Linked DNA regions of Homo sapiens: region 2 is linked to region 1. Evidence: chromatin contacts called from ENCODE POLR2A ChIA-PET data. All regions are on one chromosome and are shown on one strand. Each heading gives the region's core, a stretch centred on a gene start or an enhancer-like site at or near the end of the contact. The rest is flanking DNA. Distances are from core to core; before and after follow the strand shown. Region 1 has its middle 5.3 kb from the start of MTIF3. Region 2 has its middle 14 kb from the start of PDX1.

Region 1 (4,129 bases), core at 1,252-3,751:
GGCCAGGCTTCTATCCCAGTCTCATCACAATGTACAAGAGGAGGAGGTGGGACACAGGACATTTAGGTGCAAGGTGCCCCTTTCAGAGGCTGTGTGCAGGAACAGAGACTCTTAGAAAAAGGCCTGAGTGTTGTAGTGAAATTGACTTGTTTCACTACAACAGCTAAAGATCTGTTGCAGACAGCAATCAATACTAGAGTGGAAAATCACAATCCAATAGGGCAGGCAGGCCGTGGAAAACCACCAAAGTTTTGTTTTTTGTTTTTTTTTTCAAGGAGATAGTATGCATGAAGCTTTACTAAGACAAAGTTATCCTGGCAGTGGCGTGGGGGCTGATTTGGATCAAGGCAAGATGGAAAGCTGGAAGACTCTTTGGGCAATACCTGTATCAGGCCAGGTGAGACTGAATTTGACTTTGAGTAGAACGTTAGAAGGGGAGGAGAACTATTAAAACTGGGTAGGCAGTTATAGCAACAAGAAGGGCCAGATGACAGCCTAATGGCAAGGGAGGGGTAGGAAAATCTATAAAAAGCAGAATTTCAAATTCAGAAACCATGATGGTTTGGCCATGTAGTTAGTGGCACTTAATACACGTATGAAGTGTTGTATGTCACCATATCATAATGTACAATCATGATACTCCCAGTTCTTTTTTTTTTTTTTTTTTTTGAGATGGAGTTTCGCTCTGTTGCCCAGGCTGGAGTGCAGTGGCACAATCTCGGCTCACCGCAACCTCCGCCTCCCAGGTTCATGCCATTCTCCTGCCTCAGCCTCCTGAGTAGCTGGGGCTACAGGCATGCGCCACCAGGTCTGGCTAATTTTTTGGTATTTTTAGTAGAGATGGGGTTTCACCATGTTGGTCAGGCTGGGCTTGAACTTCTGACCTCAAATGATCTGCCTGCCTCGGCCTCTCAAATTGCTGGGATTACAGGCATTGAGCCATCATGCCTGGACTGATACTCCTAGTTCTTAAAAAATATCATACCATACTTCAGAAAGCAAGAATGTTTGTAATACATTATATAAAATACTTTCATTCATAATGGTAAAAATATAGAAGTTTGTATTGATTTGAGAGGTAAGCTTAGGGTATCTGGAAGATTGCCTTATATAAAACATCTTATTTCCCAAATAATACTTAAATGAGTCCTCACCATACCTGAAACAAACACATTTTCAAATGCAGATTATAGTTCAGCACTTAGATGTGTAGATTACATTTTCCTTGCTGACCGTCAGGTAGAAACATGGCTCTGAAAACCCAAGTTCAGCATTTGAAAATCTCAGCTAAATAAATGATTAAACTCATTCAAAAGCTAAGCCTCGTATTTATCAGAGAAATGCAGCTGAAAAACACATAAGGCCTTAGTATGATGCGCGACACTGAGTATCAGTCCTAGGTAATCATACATTTCCAGTTGAAGCGCTAGAATTTACATGACTCTCTTTTGAAAGCCCAATTTCCGTAACAGTTCAGTTCTTGAACAGAAACTGCAGAGTAACAGAATTTTAAGAGCGGGCATAAAGGACATACGCAGAAATCTATGGCTATCTTTCTTTGCTTACATAGAAATGCAATAAACAACTAGTCCTGCCCAGTATTATGTTCTAAATTTGAAGAAATGCACCTACAGAGAAGGCCGCTTTGATAATTTTGAATAACTGGGAAAAGTTTACTAGGATGGCCGAGAGAAAAATTCACACAAAGAATCTTCTAGAAGTTGGAGCTCTGCATCTGACTGCTGGAGCGTTCCTCCATTTCCAATAGAGGTTTTTTTTTCACAGATTATTTTTGACTTAGCCAAGCAGGGAGCCTATTTCAAAGCTCCCAATTTGGAAATCATGGAAGCTTTATGAAGTTTTCCACCTGCATCTCTTTTTAGGAACACAGTTCTTTATTCTCTAAGGGATGAAAACCTTTAGCATATAAAAACTTTGTTAAGCTGTCACTATCAATAGGGGGAAAAAAATAACAGTGGACAAAGAAGAAACAAATTGCATCTTCGAATAAGTTTTCTTGAAGCTCTTGTTAAAAGCTATAACCTCTGATGTTAACTAAATTTAACCCATTCTGACCCTCGTGGCGGCCCTTAACCTCTTCTTTCTTCTGTTTCCTGTGGCTGCTGGAGAGAACTAGCCCAGTTATTGGAAAAGCGTTCTCTGTAGCACACAAAGGCCCAGCCTTCCTGCTACCCCATCAGGAGGCCCCGAGTCGACCGAGGGGTCAGCACCTGTGCCGAGAAGCAGGTGACAGTGAACTGCCTGCATCCTTCTTGGGCAAGTTTGTAAGAGTGTCTACCCTTCAAATATCACACTGCAGTTTCAGGCATTCAAGCCACTGAAGTTTAGATTTTCTTTGTGAATGCAGACTTTACACAAATTAATCTATTGCTGTTCAACTGACTGTAAAATTAGTAGATTTACTGTTGCAAAAAAAAAAAAAAAGAAAAACTAAGAGCTTTCACTTTCACTTTGGTAAGGTCATGGATGTGTCCTAGGCTGCTAACAAAGCAGGCTTTAAAAATCTTTGCAGCAGAACCTAGCAACTTGCAAGGTGAAAAAGCAGCAAAACAATGACTCCAATGTACAGTTGAAAGTCTACTTCCCTATACAGTAAACATCTGAAATTCCACATTTGAGGAACTTTCAAAAATGGAATAATTTGCCTTTAATTCCATTTGCCTCAAAGATGGGAAACTGTGAGAGCACAAATTTATTTTATCACAAACATTCTATTTGCTGTCAGTCCTCCCCTCCTTAAACAGCCTTGTAACTACGTCTCACATAGGTGTTTAAAAATAGTATAGGGTTGCATTCTTTTTTTTTTTTGTTTTGAGATGGAGTCTCCCTCTGTCATCCAGGCTGGAGTGCAGTGGCGCAATCTTGGCTCACTGCAACCTCCGCCTCCCTGGTTCAAGGGATTCTCCTGCCTCCGCCTCTCAAGTAGCTGGGACTACAGGCACACACCACCATGCCCAGCTAATCTTTTTTCTTTTTTTTTTTTTTTTTTGTATTTTTAGTAGAGATGGGGTTTCGTCATGTTGGCCACGCTGGTCTTGAACTCCTGACCTCATGATCTGCTTGCCTCGGTCTCCCAAAGTCCTGGGGTTACAGGCATGAGACACTGTGCCCGGCTGGGTTGCATTCTAAATGTAAAATGCTAACTAATCATTTGGTACTGTTTTGCTTTATCTACACAACAGTCAGCATGGTACACTTTGTACTAGCTCTTTGTTGTTCTGCATGATGTCCTATGATGGTAATAGAAATTATTTTCATTGTTTCAAAACGATCAAAGTTAACTGAATCACCTCAAAACTCAACACCTCTGAAATGGAAAGACATGTCTCTGTTGTGTTCCAAATGAAACTTCTGAACCTATTTTCTGCTTCTGCAGTTGCACAAGAGACTTTTCACAGAAGTGGATCTTCCATATACAAATATTTTTATTTGGCAGATATGAAAGTTTTTAAAACTTTATTACAATATGTCATTCATTTTAGACATTTTGCTGATTCACAACCACCACGTTTTAATAACTGAGGCCATCATATTCTGACAAGAGAAATGATTAATCTGGAGTCTAATGTTATGGGAAATCTCACTCATGGTAAGGAAATTTATTTTGAATCTAGCAAATAGTTTGAGAGCACACAAAGGGTTATAACACAGATGTGGTCACCAGATGTTCTCCAGCTCTACTGCAGAACCAGACTAAGTAGCAACATGATGGATTTAGGTTATGTAAAGGAAAAGACTCCCGTCTTATAAAACATTGAAATGAGAAGCTAAATCTCCTGGCCTCGAGTTTTGTTTTGGCTTGTTTTAAATATAGAGATGTTTTACATGTTTGGAATGGATTAATTATAGTCCTGCCTGAGGAAAATGGTAGAGATTTCATAAGAAGGCTTTCGGCTTTAATAGTTTCTAACAGACAATAATAGACACACAATATTGGGCTGACAGTATCTTCAGGAAGCTTTGAACGAGTTACCTAACACTCAGCCAAAGCCTCTTGCATGCCTTGTTTCTATGACTCTTGACAAGTCTGTAAACATCAACTAAGGAGAGCATGGACCCTTTTGGCTATTAAACTGGCCTTGTAATGACAGAGTTGCTGCTGTTTAAG
Region 2 (4,086 bases), core at 1,080-3,579, 480 kb before region 1:
TTTTCCCCTGCTGCTGAGAAAGTAAGTGTATTGGCTGGAGTGCTCTAAGGGACTAGGGAGGTCCACAACACTTAGGGATGGCAGAATCAAATGTCAAAACCTCTTGGGTTCCACATATATATTTTTTATATACAATAAATATATATATATATAAAATAAAAATCTGGTAACAACCCACTAAATGGACTTTTTTTTTTTTTTTTGAGATGGAGTTGCCCAGGCTGGAGTGATCTTGGCTCACTGCAACCTTCACCTCCTGGTTTCAAGCGATTCTCCTGTCTCTGCCTCCTGAGTATCTGGGATTACAGGGGCGCGCCACTACGCCCGGGTAATTTTTTTCGTATTTTTTGTGGAGACGGGGTTTCACCATGTTGGCCAGGCTGGTCTCGAACTCCTGACCTTAAGTGCCTCGGCCTCCCAAAGTGCTGGGATTACAGGTGTGAACCACCGAGCCTGGCTAACTTGACTTTATTGACTAATCAGTTGCAACCTACTTTTTGAAAATATATAATATATATTATACATATAATATATATTATACATAATTATGTATAATATATATTATATGTATAATATATATTTATGTATAATATATATTTATGTGTAATATATATTTACATAATATTATATAATTACACATATATTATATGCATATATAATATATATAATTACATATAATATACATATATATAATATAATATACATATAATATATATAATTACATATATATTATACATATTTATGTATAATATATATTATACATATTTATGTATAATATATATTATACATAAATTATACATATAATATATATTATACTTATAATATATTATACATATAATATATAATATATAATATATGTATTATATATACATAAATATATTACACATATAATATATTATACATAATACATAATATATTATGTATTATATATAATACATAATATATAATATATTATACATAATATATAACATATTATGTATTATATATAATACATAATATATAACATATTATGTATTATATATAATACAAAATATATAACATATTATCTAGACCCCCCCTCAAAGAATAGGAGATTGTTCCAAGACCTTCTTAGTAAGTCATTTCCTTAGATGTTACTATATTGATTAGTATCAATATATATTATGTATAATAATATGTATTATATAAATATATTATACATAATACATTTATATATAAATATGTATTAATCATATCAATATGTATCTATATATTTTGTATAATATGTATTATATAAATATATATTATACATAATGCATTTATATATAAATATATATACATAAATATATATTACACATATAATATATATAATACATAATATATAACACATAATACATTATATATAATACATATATAATACATAATACATATAATATATAATACATAATATATTATATACAATACATAATATATAATATATTATATATAATATATATAATACACAATAGAATATTACATATTATATGTATTATGTATAATACATAGTAGGAATTTTTAGGGATCTCTAGCCCCTCCTCAAAGAATAGGAGACAGTTCCAAGACCTTCTTAATAAGTCATTTCCCTAGATGTTACTATATTGATTAGTATCAATATATATTACGTATAATAATATGTATTATATAAATATATATTATACATAATACATTTATATATAAATATGTATTAATCATGTCAATATGCATCAATATATATTATTTATAATAATATGTATTATATAAATATATATTATACATAATACATCTATATATAAATATGTATTAATACTAATCAATATAGTAACATCTAGGGAAATGACTTATTAAGAAGGTCTTAGAACAATCTCCTATTCTTTGAGCGGAGGCCTAGAGATCCTTAAAAAAATTCTAGTTTGTCAAGAGACTTTCTATCTTTGGTCATCAGACTATCCTTAAATTGGCTGAAATGCTTGTGCCTTACAAGTAAAGCTAGTTGCATGTGGGTATCAATGCTGTTTGACGTGTGACTTCAGTCAGTACAGCTGGCTTTTGCCTCTCTGCTTTATACAGTGGTAGCTTATTTTTGCTCCTACCTGGTCAACTTCAATGTGACTTTGCAGTCCAGAAATTCTCTTGTGAAGAGCCAGGACAAGACCTAGCTGTCCCCATCTGAGGGAGGACTCCAGGGCTCCAGGGAAAAGGGCATACATTCAATTGGTGTGGCAGTTGTTGCCTTCCCTGAGGTCCATTGAGCAAAGAGCTGTCTGTGATTTAGTAGGGCAAGAAAGACCTCAGCTTCTGGAAAAACCACATCCTTCTAAAGGGCTCCACTCAGCCAGGTGAGGTGGCACTCAGCCAGGTGAGGTGGCTGTCACCTGCAATCCCAGCCACAGGAGGCTAAGGCAAGGGGATTGCTCAAGCCCAGGAGTTTGAGACTAGCCTGGGTAACTTAGCAAGATCCCTATGTCTAAAAAAAAAATGTAAAAAGCTGGGCTTGGTGGTACTGGCCTGTAGTCTCAGCTACTTGTGGGGCTGAGGTGGGAAGATTGCTTTGAGCCCAGGGTTTGAGGCTACAGTGAGATGATAGGACCACACCACTGCACTCAAGCCTGGGCAACAGAGTGAGACCTTGTACCTAATAAATAAAAATAAAGGTTTCCACTCACCCAAGTATGTGCTCTTCACATACCTTATCTTACTTAACTCTCACAATAGTCACATGAGATGGGATTATCCCTAATTCACAGGGGAGTAGACAAGCTCAAATGGATCAAGTTATTTGCCCTAGTTCAGAAGGGCAGTAAATAGGGAACACAAAACCGGAAGCTAAACCCTGCCCAAGGTAGTGAAAAACAGCACTTTCAATTTGCACATTTGGCCAGGGATTGTTCCTTTTCTCCTCCACTGGACTGGAGGACAAAGGGTAGCATGAATAATGCCTTGTGCTTTATACAATCTCTGTTTGTGTTTCTGTGGAAAGGCCCAATCATCCACAGGAGAAATTATCCACTCTCCTGTCCTTCTGGCCTAGAAACGTAGTCTTTCAATATTAAATAAAAATAAACCACATGTTCATTGATTGCAATAAATCCAATTATATAATATTTTATATTTATTTATTTATGTATGTATTTATTATTTTTTGAGATGGAGTGTGGCTCTTGTTGCCCAGGCTGGAGTGCAGTGGTGCGATCTCGGCTCACTGCAACCTCTCCGGGTTCAAGCAATTCTCCTGCCTCAGCCTCCCTGCTAGCAGGGACTACAGGTGCTCGCCACCACGCCTGACTAATTTTTGTGTTTTTAGTGGAGACAGGGTTTCACCATGTTGCTCAGGCTGGTCCCAAACTCCTGACCTCAAGTGATCCGCCCACCTCGGCCTCCCAAAGTGCTGGGATTACAGGCATTAGCCACCCTGCTGGCCAATTGTTTATTTCTTAGAGATTATTTTGAACATTTAAAAATGCTTTATTTAGAGACAAGGTATTGCTCTGTCACCCAAGCTGGAGTGTATTGGCACAATCATAGCTCACTACAATCATAGTCCTAAACTCCTAGGCTCAAGCAATCCTCTCTCCTCAGCCTTTCAAAGTGCTAGGATTACAGGCATGAGCCACCTTGCCCAACTCTATTTTGTACTTTTGTTTTTGTTTTTTGAGACAGAATCTCAATCTGTGGCCCAGGCTGGAGTGCAGTGATGTGATCTTGGCTCACTGCAACCTCTGCCTCCCAGGTTCAAGTGATTCTCCTGCCTCAGCCTCCCAAGTAGCTGGGACTATAGGCACCTGCCACTAGGCCTGGCTAATTTTTGTATTTTTAGTAGAGACGGGGTTTCCGGGTTTCACCATATTGGCCAGGCTGGTCTCAAACTCCTGACCTTGTGATCCACCCACCTCGGCCTCCCAAAGTGCTGAGATTATAGGCATGAGCCACAGTGCCCGGCCTTATTTTGTACATTTTTTTTTGTTTGTTTCTAGAACTATGAAGTGGAAATAATTCCATGTAATATGTCGATTTCAAATCAGCAGTATTTCCAGACAGATTTAGAAGTGTGGGACTTCTGAATTTTCTAAGAGCATATGTAAATAAGAGAAATTACTTTCAAAATGTCATACC

Evidence for each region. ChIA-PET counts read pairs that join two places held with the same protein, here RNA polymerase II (POLR2A).
Region 2: POLR2A ChIA-PET joins it to region 1 with 15 read pairs in IMR-90. The contact joins two enhancer-like sites. POLR2A ChIA-PET finds 5 or more read pairs at or near these places in 3 of 52 experiments (GM12878, IMR-90 and activated CD4-positive, alpha-beta T cell).

What each region holds. Positions count from the first base shown.
Region 1 is chr13:27,453,848-27,457,976 of GRCh38, reverse strand. No RefSeq gene overlaps it. Among named protein-coding and RNA genes, the nearest start is that of MTIF3, 5.3 kb to the right of the region's middle. RefSeq lists an enhancer at 2,205-2,324. Within about 2 kb of position 2,501, at least 6 of the 41 ENCODE cell types and tissues checked have a DNase peak (open chromatin) inside an H3K27ac peak, as active enhancers do.
Region 2 is chr13:27,932,039-27,936,124 of GRCh38, reverse strand. No RefSeq gene overlaps it. Among named protein-coding and RNA genes, the nearest start is that of PDX1, 14 kb to the right of the region's middle. Within about 2 kb of position 2,329, at least 2 of the 41 ENCODE cell types and tissues checked have a DNase peak (open chromatin) inside an H3K27ac peak, as active enhancers do.